2 separate regions of the Homo sapiens genome follow, and region 2 is linked to region 1. A link is an interaction called in ENCODE POLR2A ChIA-PET data of the cell type or tissue named here. Cell type or tissue: GM12878. All regions are shown on one strand. Links, peaks and the distances in the headings refer to the core of each region. The heading gives the core; the rest is flanking DNA. Region 1 overlaps POU6F1 (POU class 6 homeobox 1). Region 2 overlaps CELA1 (chymotrypsin like elastase 1).

Evidence for each region. Peaks named below come from ENCODE experiments on the same cell type or tissue, not always from the same donor. Only the 100,000 strongest peaks of a DNase experiment are listed, where the experiment ranks them.
Region 2: POLR2A ChIA-PET joins it to region 1 with 8 read pairs; 6 of 35 experiments call an interaction of 5 or more read pairs at or near these places.

Annotation. Positions count from the first base shown.
Region 1 is chr12:51,185,986-51,191,356 of GRCh38, forward strand. It overlaps POU6F1 (POU class 6 homeobox 1), which reads right to left. Exons shown (of 11, transcript NM_001330422.2): 11 at 951-4,607. The coding sequence ends at 4,262. Among named protein-coding and RNA genes, the nearest start is that of TFCP2, 16 kb to the left of the region's middle. RefSeq lists a silencer at 2,341-2,480 and an enhancer at 2,851-3,060. In GM12878, for the core only: no CTCF peak of the experiment used is centred there; a DNase peak (open chromatin) is centred at 2,866; H3K4me3 peaks cover 344 bases; H3K27ac peaks cover 3,243 bases.
Region 2 is chr12:51,325,984-51,331,354 of GRCh38, forward strand. CELA1 (chymotrypsin like elastase 1) reads right to left here. Exons shown (of 8, transcript NM_001971.6): 7 at 3,701-3,850; 8 at 2,459-2,611. The coding sequence ends at 2,594. Among named protein-coding and RNA genes, the nearest start is that of BIN2, 4.5 kb to the left of the region's middle. RefSeq lists a silencer at 1,122-1,416. In GM12878, for the core only: no CTCF peak of the experiment used is centred there; a DNase peak (open chromatin) is centred at 958; H3K4me3 peaks cover 392 bases; H3K27ac peaks cover 1,341 bases.

The DNA of each region.
Region 1 (5,371 bases), core at 155-5,154:
CAACCTCCATCTCCTGGGTTCAAGCAATTCTTGTGCCTCAGCCTCCCAAATAGCTGGGATTACAGGCATGTACCACCACACCTGTTTAATTTTTGGATTTTTAGTAGAGACGGGGTTTTACCATGTTGCCCAAGCTGGTTGCGAACTCCTGAGCTCAGGCAATCCGCCTGCCTTGGCCTCCCAAAGTGCTGGGATTACAGGCAATAGCCACCACACCCGGCCTGTTGTTGTTTTTGAATATTGTATTTTCCATCTGAGGTTGTATCTGAGGACACAGACCCCAGGGATATGGAGGGCTGACTAGATTAAGGTGGGGCCTTTTGGGGTGTGATTAGTCAAGTAAGATTAATGGGATTAGCTCCCTTATAAAAGAGGCCAAGGGAGCTTGCTTGCCCTTCCACCATGTGAGGTTACAGTGAAAAGATACCTGTTTATGAGGAAGAGGGCTCTTATCAGACATCGACCTTGATCTTGACCTTGATCTTGGACTTTCCAGTCTCCAAAACTGTGAGCAATAAATTTCTCTTGTCTGTAAGGCACTGAGTCTAAGGTACTTTGTTGTAGCAACCAGAGCAGACTAAGGCAGCCACCTCTTAGACCTACAAGTGTGCACACCAACGGCACAGCTCCTGGAACCCAGAGAGGAGGGGTCCAGGAAGTGGGCTTGGCAGAGAATTCTGGGGCTCTAGGTATAAGAAGGGTGTTCTAAAAGGAGACCCTGTGCCCTTCTGTCTCTAGAACTGAATCCCCAATGTGATGGGAGGGTCGTGGTGGCAGGAGGGCCCAAGCAGGGACTTCTGAAATGGGAATCCAGAGTACTGACCCCTGCTTTCTTGCAATGGGATTTTCCAGGCTGCAAGCTGACAGCAAAGACTGTCACTTCCCTGTCCTCTGACACTGTTTCACTAATATTTCTACCCTGAAGAGTGAACAGGAAACAAGCAGACCAGTACAAAAGAAAAAATACTGTTTATTCCACACAACTACATCAAGCGCTTCTTCCCCATTCTCCTCTCCCCTTGCTGCCCCTCCAGCCCTCAGGAAGCTTTGTCTGTGTTGGGAACAGTGAGAACCTCAGTGCCAGAGCCTGGTCCAAGAGGCAGGAAGGAAATCTGGGCATGGGAAGGTAATTGGATTTCCAAGAACACAAAAATGTCAGAGTCTCGCATTCCAAACTCGTGTGTTCCTTAGTCCATTTGGCTGAGTTCTTTCCCTGGACTTCACCTGGATAAAATGCCGTGGTAATGCAGGGTCAAAGGCCCTAGCTGATCCACCAGGAAAGTTTTGGTCTTTCTTCCATTTAAAACAAAACAAACAAAACTCCACACAGTTAAACCATTTCTGTCCATTCTCCTCTCTTTCCATAGTAAAGACGACACTAAGCTCTGGTGTAAGTCCAGAAGATGTTTTCAAAACAAAATGTATACCAACTCCTTCAGAGCCTGATGCTAACAAAAAATAAAATAAACCTACCTCCTAGGTGAGAGGTTCAGGCCCCAGCTGCTTCCTGGGGGGTCTTACACTGTGGGAGGAAGGGCAGAGGTCACAGGCCAGCGAGCTGTGCTTTGGGTAAACCTCAGGGACACCCTGCACCCCCATGCCTGGGGAACTCAGCCTGCAAACCTCCCACCCCTGGTATTGTTCCTCTGAATGACCAATCCATCATTCCAGCAGAGGAGAAATGGTTTAGTTTTAGCTCAGCTTTGGGAAGACAAATTTAAATGAGGGAGGGGCTGAGAAAGCATGGCCAGGCCTAATTTAGACCAGTGGTTCATGATTGTTTTCCCATCATGACACAGGACAGATGGTGTTCCCCTGCACGTCCACCACCACAGACACACCCTGGATTATGTGCTATTCCCAGGGTGCCAGCTGTGACCCATTTGTCTCTCTCAAAAAAGAAAGCATACCTGAATGCAAGCGTCTGAGCATGAAAACCTGCATCGCCATAAGTTTTTGTTTGTTTGAGACCGAGTCTTGCTCTGTCACCCAGGCTGGAGTGAAGTAGTGTGATCTCAGCTCATTGCAACCTCCAGGGTTCAAGCAATTCTCCTGCCTCCACCTCCCAAGTAGCTGGGATTACAGATGTGCACTACCACACCTGGCTAATTTTTGTATTTTTAGTAGAGACGGGGTTTCACCATGTTGGTCAGGCTGGTCTCGAACTCCAGACCTCAAATGATCCGCCCACCTCGGCCTTCCAAAGTGTTGGAATTACAGGCATAAGCCAATGTGCCTGGCCTAATTTACTGAAGTGTCAGTCACTGAATCCTTTACAAGCTCTGGAACTTAACTATTCTCACTGAAAACTTGTTTGCAACACCCCTCCCAAATGAGTCTGTCATCTCATTGAGGCAGGTCGATAACCCTGAACTAGAGTGTGGAGACTCTCTGTTGGAGACACGCTCTCCTGAAAAGCTGGGTCAGGCAAGCTGCCCACCTGCTTCCTCACCTCTGCTACACTCTGGCAGGCATGGTTTGTCCAAATGCAGCAGAGCGTGTATGTGTGTGTGTGTGCGCGCGTCTGTGCGCGCTGCACGTGCGTGTGCTAATTCAGCACACAACTGTCCTCCTCTTACTGGCCAGGCTACCAAGAGGGTGGCCACGCTGGCACTGCAGGGCCTGGGAGGCACCAACAGTAAGTGGGAAAGGAAACAGGACACCAGAGGAAGCTAGGCTAGGAGGTGGCTCTGCACCAGTGACTGACAGAGGTGGTGATGTGTCCCCAGCTGACGGTCCTTCCCTCAGGGTGGATCATGGGAGGTCCACTGGAGGCAGCTGTTAGAGACCAGCCTCTGTAAGGATAAGAGTACTGAAGACAGGGGTGGTTGACCCCCGTGACTTGGGGCCCTTTAGGGATAATCTACACCGCAAGCCTGTGGTCATCTAGGCAAATCTCAGTTCTCTCCTGACTTCCTGGAGTTACATACTGAATTTTAGGGGCTTTCCAGCCACAGTGAGGCTGGAAACTCACTTAACAGCTTGGATGAGAGCTAACCCCCAAGGTACCATAGCTACCCCGTCTAGAAGCAAAACTCAATCTGATCTGGGGGTGTCCTTGGCTCAGAGGACACTGTGGGGATTGCTTACACACAGACATGGTCTGAGACTCGACAAAATGAGATTTCTCCTCCCGTATCCAAGGCTTAAAGTTACAAAGAAAATTAGAGTTAAGTCAACTTCCACAAGAGACCTTCCTGGGCTCCATCATTTATTTCAGGATGTTGTCCTTTCCCCCAGGGCCTTGCTGTCTGGTTTATTGTTTAATTTGCTCCTTTTGAGAAGGCCCCAGTATTGGGTTGGGAATGGGTGTGGGGACAAGAGAAAGAAAGAGAAAGTCAGCATTCCTTTCCTTATTTTTCTCCAGAGTTGCCCGTTTGCTTGCATATCCAGTCTGCAAGTTCTCTTAACCCACGTTTTTTTGTGGGAGGGATGGCCATTGACAGAGATTAAATTAAAATATGAAAGAACAGCCTTATTTTCTAAATTCCCAACCTTCTGCAGACCCAGGAGAACTCCAGAACAGGTAGAGTTCACTGTTGCTTCCTTCCAACATGGATTAAGAAAAGGTTCTGTTTTAGTGCAATTTTCCCCGCAAAGGAACCAGGAAGAGGTGGAAGAGGAGATCCCATGTTCCAGCCCCAGGGGTTTGGGAACCTTCTGACCTTGAGGTCAAGGCAGACATGGAGTCTGACCTTCTGAGCAGCACATCACACTTTTTTGAATTTTATCTCCCAGGTCCTTTCGGTGCACCTGCAGGCAAAGTGTGGGGGGCGGAAGGGCAGTGTGAGGCTGTGTTTCCACTGGATGAGTTGTCATACCTGCCACACTAACACAGAGGAGCAAAGGAGAAGACAAGGTGGAAAGAGAATGCCATCAAAAGCAAGAGCTAATGGCCAGTGGTCCTTAGGAGCTGCTTTAGCCCTGCCCCAAAGACAGGGAGTTTCTGGTTCCCCACCAGAATTCACCCTTCAGAAACCATGCTAGCAAGGTGCTTCTCTAAGTGACGTCACAAATCCTCTTCTTCGGAGTGACCAGCCCAGAGCCTGGAGCTCTCGTGTGGCCCCCTCTGGCCTCCCCATGATGTGAGATGTGTGGGAGAAAAGAGGGACATTGATGCACATGCACACGGTGGAGTCTGATGACCTGGGGTGAGCACAGCTGCACGTGGCAAAATGACAGGTGCTGTCATGGCAGTGGCTGCAGCCGGATGCCACGGGAAATGGACAAAGTGCTAGAACACAGGGCCAGGGGCTGAGCCCTAAGGGATCTGAAAGACGTTCAGCTTGCTGGTGTTCTTGAGCGTCTGGCGCCGATTGCAGAACCAGACCCGCACTACCTCACGGTCGTAGTTGAGCTCCTTAGCAATTTCAGTGATCTCCTGGCCTGTGGGCAGTGGGTTCTTCTCAAAATAGGCATTGAGAGCCTCTATGGCCTGGGGGGTGAAGGAGGTGCGGCGTTTGCGTTTCTTGGAGGGCTCGCCTCCCACAAACTCCATCAGGTTCTGCTGGCCTTCCTGGTTCCGCAGTTCAGCTTCGTTTAGCCACTTTTCCAGCACCGGCTTTAGCTTCTGGGCACTCTTGGGTGTGATGTCTAGCTTCTCGAACCTGTGGGCAACCCATACCCAGGAAGAGGCAGTGAGAGCATGTTGGTCTCTTTGGCACACCCCGCACCTAGGTGCAGGCTCCATCCTCAAGGGGCCGCTCCTCTAGGGGCTGGTGAGACTGTACCCAGTGCTCCCCTCACCACCTCCACCAAGACCCCTCTAGTTTGGCCAAGCCCAGACTCCTCAGACCCTCTGATGTGCCCGGTCCTAACAGGGAAACCATTCCCACGGCCTCGGCTCAGTCAGTAGTGGAATAATAATAGTGCAACTGCCTTACAAACAACCATTCTAGAACGTTCCCCTAAATGAATGAAGTCCTTTTGAGGAGTCACCTTGGGAGGCCTCCAGTCACACTCCCATAGCAGCATCACTAACAAGTCAGGCTGCTCTTTCTGGCTGAGCTGGATGTGGTGACAGGATTCTCCACAGGATGCTGGAGGCACTCTAAAGGTCACTCTAGCCTGACCTATGGAGCTGGCAGGCAGATGAAACCTTTTGGCCATCCCTGAGCCATGCGCTTATTCTTGTTTGAAACTCTATCCCTCCTGGCACCAAAACTAGTTTGTAGGCTGCTTACAGAAAACTCAGCTATGTTACTTTACAGTCATTCCTTGTTAGAGGGGAGATGGGAGCATGATGAGGTATGGTGGGTTACAGTTAAGGGCCAACATAGAATGGAAGTTCCCACTTTGGTGACTAATTTTATAAGCTGTACTCCTTTCCTGCTAGAATTCCTCAGTGGATTAGGGTCTTGGGTTCCCCAAA
Region 2 (5,371 bases), core at 181-5,180, 140 kb after region 1:
ATTAGGGTTTGTTTGTTTGTTTGTTTGTTTGGAGACAGGGTCTTGCTTTGTTGCCAGGCTGGAGTGCAGCAGTGCCATCAGGGCTCACTGCAGCCTCTACCTCCCAGGCCCAAGTGATGGTCTCACCTCAGCCTCCTGAGTAGCTGGGACTAAGGTGCGTGCATGCCACCACTCCTGGCTACCCAGGCTGATCTGGAACTCTTGAGCTCAAGCAATCCACCCGCCTCAGCCTCCCAAAGGGCTGGGATTACAGGTGTGAACCACCTTGCCCTGCCAGGCGATTAGGGTTTATTCTGGATGTTAGCTTTGGTGATGCCCTGGAAGAGGCAGGGTGATGAAAATAGAAGGACTTGATATTGGATGGGGAGAAGTGGGGAGAAGCATGGAGAATAGCAGTACTGCGGGAACACTGAGAGTAGATGGCAATGCTAACAGGTGTGTCACTGGCAGAAGGAGGCCAGTACCTGTGTCCCTGCCAGGACTACATGGCATCCTCAGCAATGCAACCCAGCCACTGTCTCCTAAGAAACTCTGTTTAGTGCCAATATCTTGCAAACTGAAATTGATGGTCACCAAATCATGTAGTGTTAGAGAAGAAACAACCCTTAGAAGTTAATTAGATAGGGAAATTGAGTCACAGAAAGGGCTGATGACTTGACCACAGCCACCCAGCTCCTCAGTGGTGGAACTGGGATGGGAACAGACTCAGCCTCTTATAGCACATGGAGTGTTCTAGAGGCCTCTGCTGAGCCTGTCAATTCCAGGGTCTGTCTCAGCCAGTTTCTCCTTCTGTAATGTTTAATACCCTAGTCCCTCTTGTCTGGTCTTAAGTGATTGACATGAAAAGCTGCTTCTCATCCTTTTTAGCCTTCCCCTTTCAGTTCCCCCTTTGCTTTCTCATAGGCCACTCTAACAGACTGAGCCCTGGCCAGGATACAGCAGAATTATCAGTTTCCCAGTTCTCTGTGGTTTATAGAACCCTGGATCCGGTTGCCTAATTTTAGTCCCAGCCTTAAAGTGCTGATTCACACTTAGCTTGAGGCCCTATGTTGTTGTTGCCTCTTCCTTTCTGTTCTGCCTCTTCCCCTCAACCCTTTCGTTTCTTTGTTTAGTATCTTCTCTTCTCTCCTTTTTTCTATTCTTAGCTCTCCAGTCTCCATTGTTGTTTTTTTTTTTTTTTGAGACAGAATCTCACTTCATTGCCCAGGCTGGAATGCAGTGGCGCAATCTTGGCTCACTGCGGCCTCCACCTCCCAGGCCCAAGCGATTTTCTCCAGTCTCCTTTCTAATTTGTCACTTTCTTAGTCTGCTGGTATCTGCCCTGCCTCCTAATCTTATACTTCTATCTCTGGTGTATCCTAGTAGTTGCCATCACCCAGAAACTTGGAGTGGGCGTTCGTTTTAGGCACTAAAGGGGGAAACAAAAGAAGGATGAACCCACAGTATACCTGGGAAAGACAGGGCACATTCAGTCACTCAGGAAGTTTTTTGTTTGTTTGTTTTGAGACGGAGTCTTGCTTTGTTGCCCAGGCTAGAGTGCAGTGGCACGATCTCAGCTCACTGCAACCTCCACCTCCTGGGTTCAAGTAGTTTTCCTGCCTCAGCCTCTTGAGTAGCTGGGATTCCAGGCGCCTGCCACTGTGCCCAGCTAATTTTTGTATTTTTAGTAGACACGAGGATTCACCATCTTGGCCAGGCTAGTCTCGAATTCCTGACCTCGTTATCCACCCACCTCGGCCTCCCAAAGTGCTGGGATTACAGGCGTGAGCCACCGTACCCAGCCCACTCGGGAACCTTTTTTTTTTTTTTTTTTTTTTGAGATGGTCTTTCGCTCTTGTTGCCCAGGATGGAGTGCAACGGTGCAATCTTGGCTCATTGCAACCTCCACCTCCCGGGTTCAAGCGATTCTCCTGCCTCAGCCTCCCAAGTAGCTCTGTGCCTTCGAATATAGCAAATATCCACAGGAATAGGGCAGATGGACAGATTAGTGGATACATAGATCCTAAAGTAACCCAAAATGGATAACATAAAGCTACTCCCACTGGGTTTGTGTTGTGGACTGGTAGAGGTAGCAGCAAAGGGAAGACCCAGCCTGCAGATGTGGTGAAATCCAACTTGGATCCTATAACTGCATTTCTTCTAAATCAGTGGTCCCCAACCTTTTTGGCACCAGGGACCCGTTTCGTGGAAGACAATTTTCCACGAACCGGGGTGGGGGATGGTTTCGAGATGATTCAAGGGCATTACATTTATTGTGTACTACATTTCTATTATTATTACACTGTAATATATAGTGAACTAATTATACAACTCACCATAATGTAGAATCAGTGGGATCCCTGAGCTTGTTTTCCTGCAACTAGACGGTCCTGTCTGGGGGTGATGGGAGACAGTGACAGATCATCAGGCATAGGGACCCCTGCTCTGGAGGGCTTAATTACAAATAGACACAGTATGATAATGTATATCTAGTTTTATTTGCTTTTCTATCAATGGCTCAATAGTCTTTCAGAATGTGTTTTACTTTTTGATCGCAAGTCCTACTGCAGATCTAAGAACCATTTTGGGAAGGTCGTTGGACTCAGGAAAATGTTCAGTTGGAGGCGATGACCTGAAGGAAAGACAGTTATGTCCACAGTCAGTAACTCCTGCCTACCTCCTTTCTTGTTTCCTCAGGGCTCCCAGTTAAGTATGGTTTTGTACTGGGTTTATGGGAAGTTGACAGGGTGTGGGGACAGGGAGGCAGGAAGTCAGCCTCAACTGTGATAGGACAGCTCAGTGTTATAGGTACATACCCAGAATACAGTGGCAAAGACAGACCTTGAAATGGCCGTGAGCCAAGATTAATACACAAGGCTCCAGAATGTGTTTGAAGGGTGGAGGGCACAGTGAAATGTGTTGTGTGGCCTTTCCACCAGGTCAGTGTAGGCAGAGCCTCACCTAACTCTCAAGCATTATTTAAGGTGGTAAAACCTGTCAAAAATTAGAGCAGGCCGGGCGCTGTGGCTCATGCCTGTAATCCCAGCACTTTGGGTGGCAGGTGGATCACTTGAGGTCAGGAGTTCAAGACCAGCCTGACCAACATGGTGAAACCCGATCTCTACTAAAAATACAAAAAAAATTTACCAGGTTTGGTGGTGCATGCCTATAATCCCAACTACTTGGGAGGCTGAAGCAGGAGAATCACTTGAACCCAGGAGGCAGAGGCTGCAGTGAGTCGAGATCAAGCCACTGCACTCCAGCCTGGGTGACACAGTGAGACTCTGTCTCAAAAAAAAAAAAAAAAAAAAGTTAGAGCAAATTATCATAATGTCCTTAGAAAGACGTTGTGGGAGAGGAAGTCGGTGCCTCCTTCCCTTGCCTAGGAGTACGCAGGCCTTTCTGAACCTGTTTTTCCCTGGGCTTTGACTTAGGAAGGCACTGATATGTCCCTGATTCAGATTTGATGTTGCCACTGTCTTACCCTAAGCAATAAACAATACAGTGAAGTCTGCTCTGTGGGTATGTGGAGGGGAGGGAATTCAGGATGGCAGCCTTATTGAAGGAAAGTACACCGTGGAAGGAAGGGAAGGGAGTAAACACATGAATGTGGTAAGGAAGATGACGGCTTGCCCAGTCCATCCAACGTTTGTTCCCCAACCCAGCCAGTGCGTAGGTCTCCAGGTGACCCCATTTCAACCCATCATTTGAGAGGACTCACATTATTTATCCAGGAGATGTAAGCAGAGACCTGGGTGAAGACTGTAGGCTTCCTGGAGACATTACAGCCCCGGCTGGACACAAAGCTGGTCACTCCATGGACAGAATACTTGCCATTCACCAAGCAATGGAGGGGGCCCCCAGAGTCACCCTGCAGGGAGGAGAAACAGAATCCTAAAACTCCAGATCTTCGGGCTTTTGCTTGCACTCCCCCCGCCCCCGTCTCTGGTTGTGAAATTCTGTACGGTTTTAAAGCTCCAATGCAAATCTCCACCTCCTTCATGTCCCCACAATCAAAATGAATCTCTTCTTCCTTTCTAAACAACCACAATACTTCTTCTCTTTTGCTGCACTTATTTCATGTTCTGCCTTGTATTTTGGTTTCATAATTTGTTTGTACCTCCTCACACATGTCTATGAGCTTCCTGAGACAAAAACTCTTACCAAGATCTTTCCTCTCCACAATGCTAGCATAGAACTTTAAATATCTAAAGTTCAATCGCTTTTATTGGCTTAAATTGAACCTGGGGTGGCAAAAATAGGGCATTCTAATAATTTCTTTATCCCCAGCATTTAGACCAATGGGTATAATTAGACCAAGTATTTAGACTTGGTAGTCAAAACATGCTAAACTAAACTGGAATGAAGAGGAAAGTGATGTATTAGGTCACATGCTCAACTGGGAACCTGGGTTTATGGAATATGATCTTGCCTCCCTTCTTACTCAGCTTCTAGAATGCCAGGTCCATAATGCCACACATAAAATGGGAAGATACTTCTCTGGAAAAACTGAACAGTCCAAGAGGAAAGACCTAAAGATACTGACATTGGAGGTCCTCCACTAAAATGGCCTAGCCAGATCACCTGACAGAGAATCCACTATTGATGAACCCCATCTAAGGCTCAGAGCTACCAATCAGCCCACCCACTCTGGGTAAAAATACCACCCCCACTCTGAAATAAAAGCAGATGGTTAAGGATCACTAAACATCTAAAGAATGCCTCTAGCCGGGCCCAGTGACTCATGCCTGTAATCCCAGCACTTTGGGAGGCTGAGGCGGGCGGATCACGAGGTCAGGAGATCGAGACCATCCTGGCTAACACGGTGAAACCCCATCTCTACTAAAAATACAAAAAATTAGCCGGGCGTGGTGGTGGGCGCCTGTAGTCCCAGCTACTCGGGAGGCTGAGGCAGGAGAATGGCGTGAACCCGGGAGGCAGAGCTTGCAGTGAGCCAAGATGGCGCCACTGGGCTCCAGCCTGGGCGACAGAGTGAGACTCTGTCTCAAAAAAAAAAAAAAAAAAGGAATTCATCTAATATAAAAATAAAGATTGAAACAAAGAAACAAGGAGCTAAATAAAAAAATGAAGGCAACCAAGACTATGCAGGGAGAAGAAAACAAGCAATAAAACCATAACTAATAGGCTGGGCATGGTGGCTCCACACCTGTAATCCCAGCACTTTGGGAGGCTGAGGCGGGCGGATCACCTGAGGTCAGGAGTTCAAGACTAGGCCAACACAGTGAAACCCCTAAAACTCTATTAAAAATACAAAAATTAGCCGGGCGTGGTGGTACATGCCTGTAATCCCAGTTACTCAGGAGGCTGAGGCAGGAGAATCGCTTGAACCCAGGAGCTGGAGGTTGTAGTGAGCTGAGATTGCACCACTGCA